Regions from separate parts of the Homo sapiens genome. Here region 1 is linked to region 2. Evidence: read pairs that join two places in POLR2A ChIA-PET (ENCODE). Cell type or tissue: PC-3. All regions are shown on one strand. Each heading gives the region's core, and the rest is flanking DNA. Links, peaks and the distances in the headings are about the cores only.

Region 1 (11,338 bases), core at 2,572-7,571, 110 kb after region 2:
TGGAGATGGGGTTTGGCTATGTTGCCCAAGCTAGTCTTGAATTCCCAGACTGAAGCTATCCATCCATCTCGGCCTCCCAAAGGGCTGAGATTATAGGCATGAGCCACAGCACCCAGCCTTCTTTTTCTTATTGAGGTGAAATTCAGATAACATAAAATTAACCACCTTAAAGTATGCAATTAAATACATTCACAATGTTGTACAACCATCACTTTTATCTAGCTCAAAAACATTTTCATCACCCCCAAGGTAGACCTTGTGCCCATTCAGCAGTCATTCCCTGTCTCAGGCAGTTTGGATGCTATAACAAAAATAACATAGACTGGATGGCTTACACGGCAGAAATTTATTCCTCACGGTGCTGAAGGCTGGGAATTCCAAGATCAGGGTGCCAGTGCATTCTGTGTCTGGTGAGGGCCTTCTTCCTGGCTTGCAGACGGCCTTGTCTTCTCTTCTTTCTCTTTCTCTTCTTACGAGGACACTAGTCTCATCATGGTAGCCCCACACTCAAGATAGCGTTTCAGCTCACTACAACCTCCGCCTCCTGTGTTCAAGCCATTCTCCTGCCTCAGCCTCCTGAGTAGCTGGTATTACAGGCGCCTGCCACCACGCCCGGCTAATTTTTTGTGTTTTTAGTAGAGACGGGGTTTCACCATGTTGTTCAGGCTGGTCTCAAACGCCTGACCTCAAGTGAGCTGCCCTCCTTGGCCTCCCAAAGTGCTGGGGTTACAGGTGTGAGCCACCTTGCCCAGCCAGAGAGTGAAACATCTTTTTAATAATTTTGCTGAAAAGGGCATTTGCCACAGACTTGGCTCGGTTTCTTGGGTTACCCTCTGCCTTTTTGCCCTTGATAACTCACAGAAGATAAAACTCTGCTATTCTAGTTTGAAAGATACCGGAATGGAATTCCTATCCGGCCTGCAGCTGATGATGGTTATTTTTATTTTATTTAATGTTTTATGTTAACTGCAGAAATTCTATTTAGAAACGAAGCTGAAAATATAAGTTCTAAGACAAAAGGTAATGGTTTCAGTCTAGGCAGAAACAGAAATCATTCAAGGATACCATATCCTCAAATTATTGTTTCAGTAGCTTATGGTTGATGTTTTAAGTCTAGGCATTAATAATGTATCATATCCACACATGTTTTATTTTCTGGCTGGAGCTGTTTATAGGAGTGAGAGGCCGACAACTTGATCCTGTTCAAATTCAAATTTTAGTGTTCATAAAAAAAGTTTTATTGGAACACAGCCACACTATTATGATTTAGCTATGGCTGCTGTCACAGAAAAAACAGCAGAATACTGTTCTAATCTTGATGTGAGGATGATTTTCTAATCAAGACATAAAATTCAGAAGCCATAAAGAAAGAGACTGACAGATTTGATCTTATAAAACTTAAAAGCTTCTGAATAAAGTGAAATACCATAAAAGTCTTAAAAGACCAACTGGAGGGAGATCGAGAAGTGTTAGCCAAGAATCCCAAGAGCTCTACCTGCCAGCGGTAGACACTGCCTCCCGGGCCCGCCCTTTTATCTCTCTGTCACTGGAAACAGCAGTAAAAACTTTCAGGGCTTTGTGTCCCAGGGCAAGAGTTTTGCCTTCCCGGGAGGGTGCGTCCATCCTCTCCACCCAGCTGGTTCCCCCAAAGGTGCTAGGAGGGAGTGAGTATGCTTTATTAAAAGGTACATCTGCAGCAAACCACTGTGGCACACATTTACCTGTGTAACCAAATTGCATATCCTGCACATGTACCCCAGAACTTAAAAATCAACATTAAAAAAAGGATTAACATTTATATTTCCAAAAGAAATTCACGGGAGTGCTTTTTTCCTATCTCGGACAGCAATAGTTCCTATCACTCTTCTTTTAAATTTTGCCACTCTGTTGGCTAAAAGTGGTATCTCATTGTTACTTTAATTTGTAAGCCCCTGATCAATACTGAATTCGACCATATTATTTGTATGCAAACCATTTAGTTTTTCTTTTCTGTTAATTGCCTATTTCCATTCTTTGCTCATTTTTCTTTTAGATCTTTTGCCTATTTCTTCACAGTTTGTAAGAACCTTTTTGTAGTATACATATTATGTCTTTGTCATTTGTTTTACAATTTTCCACTCAATGATATGATTTTTCTATTAATATTATATTGTTACAAAGAACAGATAATGATAACGAATGAATAATAAGAGTATTTACTAAACTATTATAGGCATGGCTTCATCAACAACCCCAACTAGCTGTCTCAAACATGAGAAAATAAAATAATTTCCAGGCCGGGCGCGGTGGCTCACGCCTGTAATCCCAGCACTTTAGGAGGCCCAGCAGGGGGATCACCTGAGGTCATGAGTTCGAGACCAGCCTGGCCAACATGGTGAAACCCCCGTCTCTACTAAAAATACAAAGTAACTAGGCGTGGTGGCGCATGCCTGTAATCCCAGCTACGCCAGGAGGCTGAGGTAGGAGAATCATTTGAACCTGGAAGGCGGAGGTTGCAGTGAGCCGAGATAGTACCACTGCACTCCAGCCTGGGTGACAGAGGGAGACTCCGTCTCAAGAAAAACAAAATTCCAGAAAAAAAAAAAAGAAAGAAAGGTATGTCCTCCTTCCTCCCAGAAACACTCAGATGCACCATGATTAATACATCAATGGAACACAGCAGGACAGAGGCAATTCTCCTGTAGAGAAGAACTCTGTATTTCAGTCACTAAAACAGATTAAGTTACTGCATAAAGTAGGGTGAGCAACTTGTCCTGGTTTGCCTGGTACCCGTCCCGGTGTTAGTACTGAAAGTCTCACATCCCAGGAGCATCTCCCCTCCTCCTTGAGTCCCCAGCAGACTAGGAGGTCAGTTGCCCAAAAACAAGAATAATCTGTTTGCCTCTAAGCCAGTGGCTGTTTTCTTTTTTTGGGCTCTGGATTCCCTGGAGAATCTGATGAAGTCTTTGAGTTATTTCCCTGGAAAAAGATACAAACTCACAGGTTTATAAAATTTTGCTGTAAAACTTCAGATAAAAATTCTCTTTAAAAAATAGACTGATATTTATTTTTATTTATTTATTTATTTGTTTATTTTTGAAACTTAATCTCGCTCTGTTGCCCAGGCTGGAGTGCAATGGCACGATCTCGGCTCACTGCAACCTCTTCCTCCAGGGTTCAAGTGATTCTCCTGCCTCAGCCTCCCAGGTAGCTGGGATTACAGGGCGCGCCACCACGCCCGGCTAATTTTTGTATTTTTAGTACAGATGGGGTTTCACCATGCTGGCCAGGCTAGTCTCAAACTCCTGACCTCAAATGATCCGCCGGCCTCAGCCTCCCAAAGTGCTGGGATTACAATAGACAGATATTTAAAGAAACTTTTAAGATACTCTTGGAACTAAATCCAGGAAGAAATTCATTTTCAGGATCTTTTATTAAAGTGTGAAAGCGTGAACAGTATCATTATAGAAACTACTCCATTGACCCAACTCCAGAGACCTTCATGAGGCAGATAACTCTTCAGTCGTTGTTCCCTCGAGGGACTTCTTCCGGAAGCTGAGAGGCTGTTGTCCAGCCACTGGGATTTCTGGGATTTTTCATTTTTACGTTGAAAGAGAGCTAGAAGAATCTGAATGCAATTAACCTGTTCACTAGACTGTCTTTCTCATAACGTTTATAAAATTTGTTTGGTACCTACCATGCTTTATATATACCACTGATTCTTTATGTATATTATCTTTAATTCTCACAACACCTTTGCAAGGTGGGTATTAGTAACATTATTTTTACATATTTGAGGAAACTAAGGTTGAGAGAGTCAGATAACTCACCCAAGGTCACCAGCAATGGGATATTTTCTCCTAAATTCAAACCCATGATTTTTCCATTACTATGCTTATTTCTCAAAGTCTGGTTCAAAGACTACCCATTAAAAGTGCACTTCCAAGGTCTCACCACAGACCTACTGCATCAGAATCTCTGGAGGTGGAAAAGGTTATCTATATTTTGGAAGCGATTCTCAAGGAAATCTTGTTTGCATTGGCACAGACTCCTTTTTTTTTTTTTTTTTTTTTTTGAGGTGGAGTCTCGCTCTGTTGCCCAGGCTGCAGTGCAATGGTGAGATCTCAGCTCACTGCAAGCTCTGCCTCCCAGGTTCACACCATTCTCCTGCCTCAGCCTCCCGAGTAGCTGGAACTACTGGCACCCGCCACTACACCCGGCTAATTTTTTTTGTATTTTTAATAGAGACAGGGTTTCACCGTGTTAGCCAGGATGGTCTCGATCTCCTGACATCGTGATCTGCCTGCCTTGGCCTCCCAAAGTGCTGGGATTACAGGCATGAGCCACCGCACCCAGCTGGTAGAGACTCCTTAATAACAGTTGTGCTAGGTATGCCATTGACACACGCTGGATCTTGTCATATTTATAGCCCAGTTGTTTGACAAGTACAGATTTTGTGTGTTGGCATGAGAACAAATTACTTTAGATATGAGAAGCACGGAAAACAATGTTGACATGCTATCATGGGCTACCAGGATACATACACAGTTTTATCTGCCTGCATAATTTAACCTGTGGGCTGAAGTTCTCTAAGAATGACGTCATAGAATGGCACCCCTTTACCTTGGCTGTGCTTTGCAATCACCTGGGAAAAATGTTAAAATACTGATGTCTGGGGCCAACCCACAGAAATTTTGATTTAATTGATTTGGTGCCAGGTGTTGTTAAAGCCCCTCAGGTGATCTGAAGTGTACCCAAGTTAGAAACCCACTGTTTTAAATAGTAGTTAGTACCTATCAAAGGTAAAATCTGGCTGGTGCCGTGGCTCACGCCTATAATCCCAGCAATCTGGGAGGCCAAGTTGGGAGGATTGCTTGAGCCCTGGAGTTGGAGACCAGCCTGGGCAAGATGGTGAGACTCCCTGCTCTACAAAAAGTTACAAAATTATCTGGGCATGGTGGCGCACACCTGTAGCCCAAGCTAACTGGGAGGCTGAGGCAGGAGGATCTCCTAAGCCCAGAATCTCCTACTAATCAGAAACACCTGGGGTGGGGCCCAGAGATCTGGTTGAATCTGCCCTCCAGGGGCTTCAATTCACAGGTGAGTTTGAGAACCACTACTTAAAAGACGAGCACGGTGCATGAGAGATGTGTCACAAAGCAAACTACAAAAGAGCAGACTCGTTGTTAGGTGTTGTCTGTTCAAAAGATTGCTCGATTCACAATCAGTTTGAGAAGGTATTTTGTACTCTTTTGGGCACAGCCGCCAGGTTTTTGGCTCTACTGGGTTCCAAGGTAAGGAGGCATAACCGCCTATTTTTCTAAGTGTTTTTCAGGCCCCTCTTTGAGCAGGTTGTTTTACACAAAGTGAGAAGAGTTATTTGCCTTTCTCTTCTATTTACTCTTCCCATCCCCCACCAGTTGCTGCTGGCTTCCACCCTGCCCAGCCAGAGGCTCCGCAACTAAAATTTGCTTAAGTCTTTTAATGCTGTTTTGCTAGAGAAGGAAGAATAGGATTTGGTTCTTGATTTCCTAATAAAAATTCCTGCTGTTGCCTATTTGCTGAACTACAGATACTAGTCCTGTGTTGCCTTTAGGAAGGAAAACACCTGTGTTGATTCCAATGTCTGAAGTGAGTCAACCCCTTCCCTGTCCCATCCGTGCAAACAGTGTGAGCATAATCCAGTGGCAAGGCCTCTGCGTTGGTCCAACTGCCTTGGACAAATACATGGTTTTAGGGCCAGGTGGGTCCTAACAGACCAGGCATTTTTCTCTGTGAAACTTTCACAAAGAAGCTGCAGCATAGATGGTTAAAACATAGATGGTTAAAACATAGATTTTAACCATAGATTGTTAAAACATCTATGCTGCAAAACTTTGGGTCCTGATGCAATGATTAACCATTACCTCCTAGTCACTCTTAGTGTATAAGGAAGCGATTTTCCCCACTCAAAAAGGAATAGAGAGACTTAAGGGTGAGTCCGGGAAGTATGTAGTTTTTTTGTGCATCTCTTCAAAGCTGACTTTTTCTCTGTTGAGTATTTGGAGAAAATATTTCTCAAATGTGTTTTCCTGTTAGGCTAAATTGACTCACCATTTTCATTTCTAATCCCTTGATGAGATAGTTGATAAATTAAACCATAAAACTAATGCTACCTGAGACCTGAGACTGTGCATGCTTTGGAAAACGTTTTCATGCGCATTGGCAATTACACGATGCCACCCAGCTTCAAGGCCTGGGGCTCCACATTTTGCTCCCCTTACATTAACTTCCAGGGCCCCTGGGACCAGGGGCTCTGTGCCGGCAGCCAGGTGTGCACCTTATATCTGTGTACCCCCAGCCATATTCAGGCAAGGTAGGGGAAGTGCTCCTGCCAGCTCACAAATCTGCATCTGGCGCCAAGTCCAGGGGACAGCCCCGGGATCCCTGGTGAGCCACGAACCCTTCCTCTCCACAGCATGCCTGTCGTTGCCGAGGCTGCAGGCAGGGACAGCTCCCTTGAGAAAGTCCAGCAAATTGATGCCAGTCAGGGACTGAGAGCTGGGAGGACGGTGTGAACTGCAGCAGGGGGAAGGGAGAATTTGTTTCCAAGCTGAGCACAGAGCAGCTGAGGAGGTGGTTTTGCCCCATGGCAGATTTTTCTCTGAATGTTCGGCTTCAGTTTTCATCCCTGGGAACTCCTCACAGAGGCCTCTCATACCCACCCTCCTTCTTCCCACCCCAGGTACCCTTTTTTCCTAAGAACTGCCTCACAACAAACTCATTAAAATGGCCCAGGGAAGGTTTCCCAGATACAATACAGGAAGCTCAGTGAAATGTGAGTTTGAGATAAACAACGAAGAATTTGTCAGGATAAGTATGTCCCAGATATTTCACTGGACATACTTATACTAATGACTTATTTGTTGTTTATTTGGATTTCACATTTCACTGGGTGTCCTACATTTTTATCTGCTAAATCTGGCAGCTCTAAGTGGATAACAGGAAAAAGTGCAAGACAGATCGTGACCTCTCTGGGGCTGTCCATGGGTCCACCAGCAACAGTTTTTACAGAAAGAGAAACCGCACACTCACCATATCGGCACCTGTACTGACAGACTCCATTCTTCCCTCCCAGCAGCTCCAGAAAAGAATCGAAGTAGCTATTGACGGATTCAAAGCTTCCCCGGAGGTGCCGAAGGCCCCAGTCTGAATAGGACTCCTCCGTGTCAGGGCTCGTGTCGCTCTGAGCCAGGCCACCCCCAAGGCTGAGCCACAAAACCAAGAAGCCACTGGCCAGCTTCATCCTGCAGCCAGGTAGGTACTGGCTTCTCTCCTCAAACCCCAGCCAGTGTCCCAGAATTCCAGGGACAAACCCCCTACCCAGATGTCAGGCAGGACTGGGAAAGGGATTATCTGGAACATTCAATCTGTCTGTTCCCCAGAGGTGGACTTTAAACATAGCTATGGAGGTTGGGATGAGATCAGGGCAATTAGAAAGAGGGCAAAGGTTAGGGAGTGGGAGGGCCAGGGAGAGAGAACATTTCAAAGTGGATTCTACCACCCTGGAGGGAGGGAGATGTTAGCCAGCTTCTGAGACGCAGGAACGGTGAAGGATTCGGAGTTCTACCCCGACCAGCTTGTTAAGCTGTTGATCAGTTACAAGTGTGGCTCTTCAGGGCCAGCCTCTTGATAGAAGAGCTTGACCGAAGGTCCTAGCCACACCCCTCAGCCAGCTACCTACATAGTCTCCAAGGAGAGTCAGGAGGATGTGTACAGGGCCCAGGAAAGCCCCAGCGGTAGGAATTAATAGTCACTTTACCAAGGGTCACGATAGTGTCAGAGTAGGTACCAAGTGTGTGTTAAGCAGAAGTTCAGATTTGAGACCCCAGCTTCTGCTGTGGAACCCACCTGGCTCTGACGCATAAATCCTCTAATTTGGCAGAGCTCCCAGATGTAGCCATCTGAGTGCAGGGACATTTTGGCTTCTATTTACAGCAGTATCTCTGTTTACACTCAGCATAAGTGGATCATAAGACAAGATCTACAGATGGTCCAAGGACAATTCTGGGGGCACTCGGCTCTCCTGGTGGTGTTTTTCCTTTGAGTTTCTTAGAAGTCAGAGGGTTTATCAAATAGTCTATTTGGGAGTGTAGGCTTTTAAGACTGTTGACTGAAGTCTAGTGTTTTGGCATCGTTTTCAGTTTAGACTGCTTTTAGTCGTGTGAAGAAATGCCATCTATAAAATCACTAGTCTAGGACCGGGCATGGTGGTGCATGCCTGTAATCCCAGCATTTTGGGAGGCCGAGGCGTTTGGATCACCTGAGGTCAGGAGTTTGAGGCCAGCCTGACCAACATAGCGAAACCCCGTCTCCACTAAAAATACAAAAATTAGCCAGGCAAGGTAGCAGCCGCCTGTAATCCCAGCTACTAGGAAGGCTAAGGCAGGAGAATCACTTGAACCCAGGAGGCGGAGGTTGCAGTGAGCCGAGAGCACGCCATTGCACTCCAGCATGGGCGACAAGAGCGAAACTCTGTCTCAAAAAAATAGTAATAATAAAATAATCACCAGTCTATAAAAATGATACCTTTATGGACCACATGAATCATTTAGCTCCTTTCTCAAATGTTTGTCTGGAAAGCCCCATGGAAAATAATGAATTAAATGAATTAATTTCTTCATTTTCAGTAAATGTGTTTGGCTGAAGACTCAGACTCCAGGAAGGGCAGTGGTTAAAAATTATTCATAGTCACAACAATGCCACCCAATATTTTAAAGCATCTATACTTTTTCAAACCACTTTCATGCATATGCACATACACAGAGGCACACACATACACATGCACATATGCACAAATGTTCATGCCAGTTTCATGAAGCAGATTAAATAGTCCCATTTGGGGGTGAGAAAACTGATGCAGAGGGTAAGTGACTTGATCAAAGCTGGACAGGCTATCAATGGGAAAGCTGGCACCAGGGCCAGCTACATAATTTGTAGGGCTTCACCAAAACAAAACTGCAAATGCAGAGCTCCTTTTCCAAAAGCAGGGGAACTTGCCATTAAAATACTAACTATAGGCTGGGCGCGGTGGCTCACACCTGTAATCCCAGGACTTTGGGGGGCCGAGGCAGGTGGATTGCCTGAGGTCAGGGGTTCAAGACCAGTCTGGCCAATATGGTGAAACCCCGTCTCTACTAAAAATACAAAAAGATTAGCCCGGCGTGGTGGCGTGCACCTATAATCCCAGCTACTCAGGAGGCTGAGGCAGGAGAATTGCTTGAACCAGGGAAGTGGAGGTTGCAGTGAGCCAAGATCGTGCCACTGCACTCCAGCCTGGGTGACAGAGTGAGACTCTGCCTCAAAAAAAAAAAGCTAACTATAAAGCTTTTTCCTTTAAAAAATGTTTTATTATTTGTAAAATATAATAAGGTTAATAGAGATACATGAGTATCAATATATACATAAATTTTTTAAAAATTGGTGTCATAATTTTATATAATACTATATATTACTTTATAAGTATGCAATATTTTGATCATAGGATTTTTCTGACTTTTCTGAAAATTCATTGATTAGGTCATCAAAGTTTATACTTCTAACAACCTAATTTTCAATCAGTGTAACTGAAAGTGATGTCAGTTGCTCTTGGCAATTGTAAGATGGCAAGAAATATTTGATACTTTTTTGTTTTGAGAAGGATCTTTTTGCTGATGCAACTGTTACTAGAGCTGTTAATAGTATTGTCCCCCCATTTCTTGAAACTTTATACATGTTTAAATTGTGGTAAAATATACATAACATATTTACCATTTTAACCATTTTTAAGTGTGCAATGCAGTGGCATTAAGAACATTCATACATTGTTGTGCAACCATCACCACTATCCATCTCCAGAACTTTTTCATCATCCCAAACCGAGACTCTGTTCCCATTAAGTGATAAGTCCCCATTCCCCTTTTCCCCAGCCCCTGGCAGCCACTATTCTACTTTCTGTTCTTAGGAATTTGCCTATTCTAGGTACCCCATATAAATGGAATAATATAATATGTGTCCTTTTGTGTCCAGCTGATTTCACTTAGTATAATTTTAAGTTCATCCATGTGGTATGTATCAATACTTCACTGAGAATACTGCTGCTATGAATACTGGTGTACACATACCCATTCAAGTCCCTGCTTTCGATTCTTTTGGGTATTATATACCTAGAAGTGGGTTTGCTGGATGGTAATTCTATGTTTAACTTTTGAAGAACCATTATACTGCTTTCCATAGTGGCTGTACCATTTTACATTCCTGCCAGCAATGGACAAGATTTCTAATTTCTCCACATCCTTGTCAACACTTGTTGTTTTCCTTTTTTTTTTTTGACAATAGTCATCCTAATGAATGTGAGGTAGTATCTCATGCATCTCCCTCATAATTAGTGATGTTGAGCATCTTTTCATGTGCTTATTGGCTATTTGTATATTTTCTTTGGAGAAACATCTATTTAAGAAGACCTTTGTCCATTTTTCAATTGGGTTTTTTGTTATTGTTGAGTGTCAGAAGTTCTTTATATACTCTGGATATTAATCTCTTATCAGGGCCGGGCATGGTGGCTCATGCCTGTAATCCCAGCACTTTGGGAGGCTGAGGTGGGTGGATTGCTTGAGCTCAGGAGTTCAAGACCAGCCTAGGCAACATGGCAAAACCCCACCACTACAAAAAAATACAAAAATCAGCCAGATGGAGTGGTGTGTGCCTGTAGTCCCAGCTACTCAGGGGGCTAAGCGGGGAGGATGGTTTGAGCCTAGGAGGTTGAGGCTGCAGTGAGCTGAGAATGTGCCACTGCACTCCAGCCTGGGCAAAAGAGCAAGACCCTGTCTCAAGTAATAATAATAATAATAATCTCTTATCAGATATATAATTTGCATACATTTTCTCCCATTCTCTTGGTTGCCTTTTCACTCTTTGGTAGTGTCCTTTGCACAAAAGTTTTAAATTTTGATGAAGTCCAATTTATCTATTTTTTTGTTCTTTGTTGACTGTGATTTTGTGTCATAGCCAAGAAAGTGTTGGCAAATCCAAGGTCATGAAGATCTTGACCCTATATTTTCTTTAAGAATCTTAGAGTTTTAGCTCTTATGTCTTTGATCCATTTTTAAAAATGACATAACACGGTCGGGAGCTGTGGCTCACCCCTGTAACCCCAGCACTTTGGGAGGCCAAAGCGGGGGTGGATCGCTCAAGTCCAAGAGTTCAAGACCAGCCTGGGAAACATAGGGATGTTGTCTCTACAAAAAAATACAAAAAATCAGCTGGGCATGATGGCATTTGCCTATAGTCCCAGCTACTCTGGAGGCTGAAGTGGGAGGATTGCTTTAGCCCAGGAGGTGGA
Region 2 (5,000 bases), core at 1-5,000:
CTATTTTGTATTCCGAACAGTAATGAATGAGAGTTCCTGTTGCTTCACATCCTTGCCAGCATTTGATGTTTAACTTACAGTCTTTTCCCCTTGTTTAAACTCAGTGGAAGCAGTCATTTTTCTTCTCTTGACATTTAAAGAAAATTTTAATTATTTTACATATTTAAGTATATTTTTCTGAGATTATTGTGAAGCAAACACATTTTGTTTATACATATTAATTATAGATATTCTGTCAGGTGCAGCAGCTCACACCTGTAATCCTAGCACTTCGGGAGGCCAAGGCAGGTTGATCACCTGAGTTCAGGAGATTGAGACCAGCCTAGGCAACTTGGTAAAACCATCTCTACTAAAAATACAAAAAATTAGTCTGGGTGTGGTGGCTCATGCCTGCAATCTCAGTACTTTGCGGGGCCAAGGCGGGCAGATCACCTTAGGTCAGGAGTTCGAGACCAGCCTGGCCAACATGGCAAAACACTATCGCTACTAAAAATATAAAAATTAGCTGGGTGTGGTGGTGGGCACCTGTAATTCCAGTTACTCAGGAGGCTGAGGCAGAAGAATCGCTTGAACCCGGGAGGCAGAGGTTGCAGTGAGCCACGATTGTGCCACTGCATTCCAGCCTGGGCAACAGAGCAAGACTCCATCTCAAAAAAAATGTAAAAAAATAGAAATACAAAAAATTAGCTGGGCATGGAGGCATACACCTGTAGTTGTAGCTACTCAGGAGGCTGAGGCAGGAGGATCTCTTAAACCTGGGAGGTCAAGGCTGCAGTGAGCCCTGATCATGCCACTGCACTCCAGCCTGGGTGACAAGAATGCGACTCTGTCTCAAAAAATATATATATATAGATATTCTGAGGATATTTTTGCGGTAATGTATAAGGAAGCTCCTTATTGTCACCAAAGTAGATAGATATTTAGTTTATTCTATTAAAATGACAATCTTATATTTTGTCTAACATATAATTTAACAAAAAAGCATATAGACTTTTGGAATTATCCTTAGGAATATAAGTGATTGTTAAATTACTTGAGGGCATCTAGGCATGAAACTAGTAAAAATAAAATGTAAGACATTTATTGAGAATAATAAACTTTATTGAAGGACATAAGATAGGAATAAATGCAGAGTTATACCATGTTAATAGATATGAAGAATGAATTTATAAACTCAATGCAATGCTAATCAAAACCCCAGTAGGAGCTGATCAACTTACTTAAAAATTCACATGAAAGAGTAAAGCTATATAAAAAACTAAGATAAATTTGGAATAGGAAAACAAGGGGGCATGTGGTACCTAAGCACATATTAAGATGTATTTCTAAAACTATAATAATCAAAACAATGAAGTATTAGTATAGGAAAGATTGTTGGATCAGATTAGAGGAAGCTTGCATATATAGAAATCTGACATGTGATTGATTAGCATTGTAAAGCCAAGGAGAAAGGGCAGACTATTTAATAAATGGTGCTATTACAGTCAACTTCTCTACATTACAAAAATAAGTAAGTTCCAGATGAATTAAGGAGTAAAATGTGAAACACAAGGCTCTAAAAGGAAATAAAAATTTACATCAGAAACTAAAAACATTGAGTAGTGCTACTTTCTCTTAGCCTTATTTTTATTTATAATAGGGGGAAAATCTGGTTTTTCGATATATAAATTACGGTATACAGTCATGCATGTACTGAATAACAACAATGTTTCAGTCAACAATGGGCCACATATGTGATGTTGGTCCCAAAAGAGTATAATACTGTATTTTTACTGCACCTTTTCTGTGTTCAGAAATGTTTAGATATACAAATACTTACCACTGTGTTACAGTTGCTGACAGTATTCAGCACAGTAACATGGTATACAGGTTTGTAGCCTAAGAGCAATACCTAGATACCTACTAGGTGTGTAGTAGGCTATACCTTCTAGGTTTTGTAAATATTATCTATGATGTTCACACAGTGACAGAATCACCTAATGATGCATTTCTCAGAATGTATCCCTGTCGTTAAGCAATGTATTCATAGAATGAAATTCTATATAGGAGTGTTTTTTTCTTTTTTTAAAATTTACCACTTCCTTATATATAGGAGTTTAAGTGAATATTTCCAGAAATACGATCCAACTTTGATAAACCTCAAAGCAATGATTATCATAAAAGGCAAGTTTTAGAGGTTTGTATACACCATGATCCTTTATATATAGGAGTCTCCCCTCCACCCCTTTTTCCATGGCTTCACTTTCCATAGTTTCAGTTACCCACAGGCAACCGCAGTCTGAAAATATTAAATGGAAAATTCCAGAAATAAACAATTTTTTTTTTTGAGACAGAGTCTTGCTCTGTCACAGGCTGGAGTGCAGTGGTGCAATATCAGCTCACTGCAACCTCTGCCTCCCAGGTTCAAGCACTTCTCCTGCCTCAGTCTCCCGAGTAGCTGGGATTACAGGTGCCTGCCACCACACCCAGCTAATATTTGTATTTTCAGCAGAGACAGGGTTTCACCATGTTGGCCAGGCTGGTCTCAAACTCCTGCCCTCAAGTGATCTGCCTGCATCAGCTTCCCGAAGTGCTGGGATCACAGGTGTGAGCCACTGCACGCGGCCCAATTAATAAGTTTTAAATTGTATGCTATTCTGAGTAGTGTGATGAAATTTTGTGCTCTCCTGCTCAGTCCCACCTGGGATGTGAATCATCCCTTTGTTCCGCATATCCATGCTTTATATGCTACTCGCGCATTAGTCACTTAGTAGCTGTTTCAGTTACCGGATTGACTGTTGTAGTACTGCAGCAGTTGTGGTCAAGTAACCCTTATTTTACTTAATACTAACCCCCCATGTACAAGAGTAGTGATGCTGGCATGTTGTTTTAATTGTTCTATTTTTTTCTTAGTTCTTTCTGATAATCTCTTATTTTGCCTAATTTATAAATTAAACTTAAAAAAATTTTTTTTCTTCTTTTTTGAAAATGAAAATGTTTGACTGGCCTGGGAAGGCTCCTCCCACCCCTCAAAGCCAGAGCTAACAAAGTTGTTCCCTTTAGGGTCCAGATGGAGGGAACCAGGATAGGGACTGGGAAGGGACCAGGAAGCAATGAAGGGAAGGAGTGGAAAGGAATAATCCAAATGGAGAGGAATAAAGCCTCCAAAATCTACCTAAAAGTAGGAGATCTTAGATCCAGGGAAACTTCCTCCCAGTGTGGTCAGGGAGACAGCTGAGCTTTAGATGTCAGTGTATTGATTTCCTTTTTTATTGAGACGAAGTCTCACCCTGTCGCCCGGGCTGGAGTGCAGTGGTGCAAACTGGGCTCACTGCAACCTCCGCCTCCCGGGTTCAAGCGATTCTTCTGCCTCAGCCTCCCAAGTAACAGGGACTACAGGCACACGCCACCATGCCCAGCTAATTTTTTGCACTTTTTCACTAGAGACGGAGTTTTGCCATGTTGGCCAGGGTGATCTAGAACTCCTGACCTCAAGTAATCTGCCCGACTCGGCCTCCCAAAGTGCTGGGATTTAAGGCATGAGCCACCGCACCTGTCCTGTATAATGATTTCTGATCAAGTTGGGGGAACCTGGGGTTCTCCACAGATCCCATCCTCATAGGCCACTCGTGTCAACTGAAGAATTCCAAGGTTTATAAATTTGGAAAGGAGAACTTCATTTCTCATAAAGGGTTGCAACCTTCAGGGTGGCCATTCTAACAGGCTGGGAAGCATAGCCCCCAGTCAAAAGCCAGAAATAGGTAGTTCCTCAACTTTATCATAGGTATGTATGTATAGCAAAAAAAATACTATATATAGGGTTCTGTACTATCTGCAGCTGGGTATTCACTGAGAGTCTTAGAACATATCCTCCATGTATAGGAGATATTACTATAAAATATAAATATATGCAAAGTCATACTATATTTGGTTATTTAATACTGTACAGCAAATTACAACAAAGGGGCATAAACTAATCTTTTATTATCTCTCATGTTTCTGTGGATTAGGGATTTAGGAATAGTTTGGCTGAGCAGTTTGTAGTCTTTTGAGGGTGCAGCCCCATGTCAGTCAGGGCCTTAATCATCTGGCTTGACTGAGGCCGGAAGATCTGATTCTAAGGTGACTCACTAACATGGTTGACAAGTTTACTTTTGGTCAAGAAGGTACCACTTCTCCATGTGGGCTTCTCCATAGGGCTGCAGGATTGTCCTCATGATATGATGACCGGCTTCCCCTAGAGCAAGTGTACAAGAGACCAAAGCAGAAGTAAAGCCTATTATGACATAGTCTTGGAAGTACACATCATCACTTCAGCTGTATCATATTGGTTCTGCAGACCAGCCCTGATTTGATGTGGGTGACACTACACAGGGCATGAATATAGACAATCCCTGACTTCTGATGGTTCAACTTATGGTTTTTTGACTTTATGATGGATTTGTTGGAGTAGTAAATGCATTTTTTGACTTACAGTGGGTTTATGCAGAGGTAATCTCATCATAAGTCAAGAGGCATCTATACTATCTTAGTCCATTTCTTTGCTGCTATATCAATTGCAAACTGAGTAATTTATGAAGAAAAGATTGATTTGGCTTACAGTTCTGGGAAATCCAAGATCGAGGAGTCCATCTAGTGAGGGTCTTCTTGCTGCATTGTAACATGTCAGAAGGCATCACATGGTGAGGAAGTGTGCACAGAAGACAGAGAGGGGAAATTGACTTGAACTCACCGTTTTTGGGAGTGGATTTTATCAGGAATCCACTCCCCCAGTAACTAACCCACTCCTATGATAATGGCAAAAATCCAGTTATGGGGCAGAGCCTTCATGACCTAATCACCTCTTAAAGGTCCTGCCTCTCAACACTGTTAAAGTGGCAATTAAATTTCAAGGTGAGTTTTGGAGGAGACATTCAAACCATAGCAAATACTTACAGGCAAGAATTATAGAGAGCCTTCTTGAAGGCTGGCTATCACAGTACTAAATATTGTGTATTGAGATATATGTTTGTGTATGTGTG

What was found. Peaks named below come from ENCODE experiments on the same cell type or tissue, not always from the same donor. Only the 100,000 strongest peaks of a DNase experiment are listed, where the experiment ranks them.
Region 1: POLR2A ChIA-PET joins it to region 2 with 5 read pairs; 1 of 35 experiments calls an interaction of 5 or more read pairs at or near these places.

The regions. Positions count from the first base shown.
Region 1 is chr10:72,947,422-72,958,759 of GRCh38, forward strand. PLA2G12B (phospholipase A2 group XIIB) reads right to left here and starts at 7,385. Exons shown (of 4, transcript NM_032562.5): 1 at 7,054-7,385. The coding sequence starts at 7,264. In PC-3, for the core only: no CTCF peak of the experiment used is centred there; a DNase peak (open chromatin) is centred at 5,600; H3K27me3 peaks cover 628 bases.
Region 2 is chr10:72,843,737-72,848,736 of GRCh38, forward strand. All of the region lies in intron 2 of MCU (mitochondrial calcium uniporter), which reads left to right. Among named protein-coding and RNA genes, the nearest start is that of OIT3, 48 kb to the right of the region's middle. In PC-3, for the core only: no CTCF peak of the experiment used is centred there; DNase peaks (open chromatin) are centred at 2,735 and 4,085; H3K27ac peaks cover 847 bases.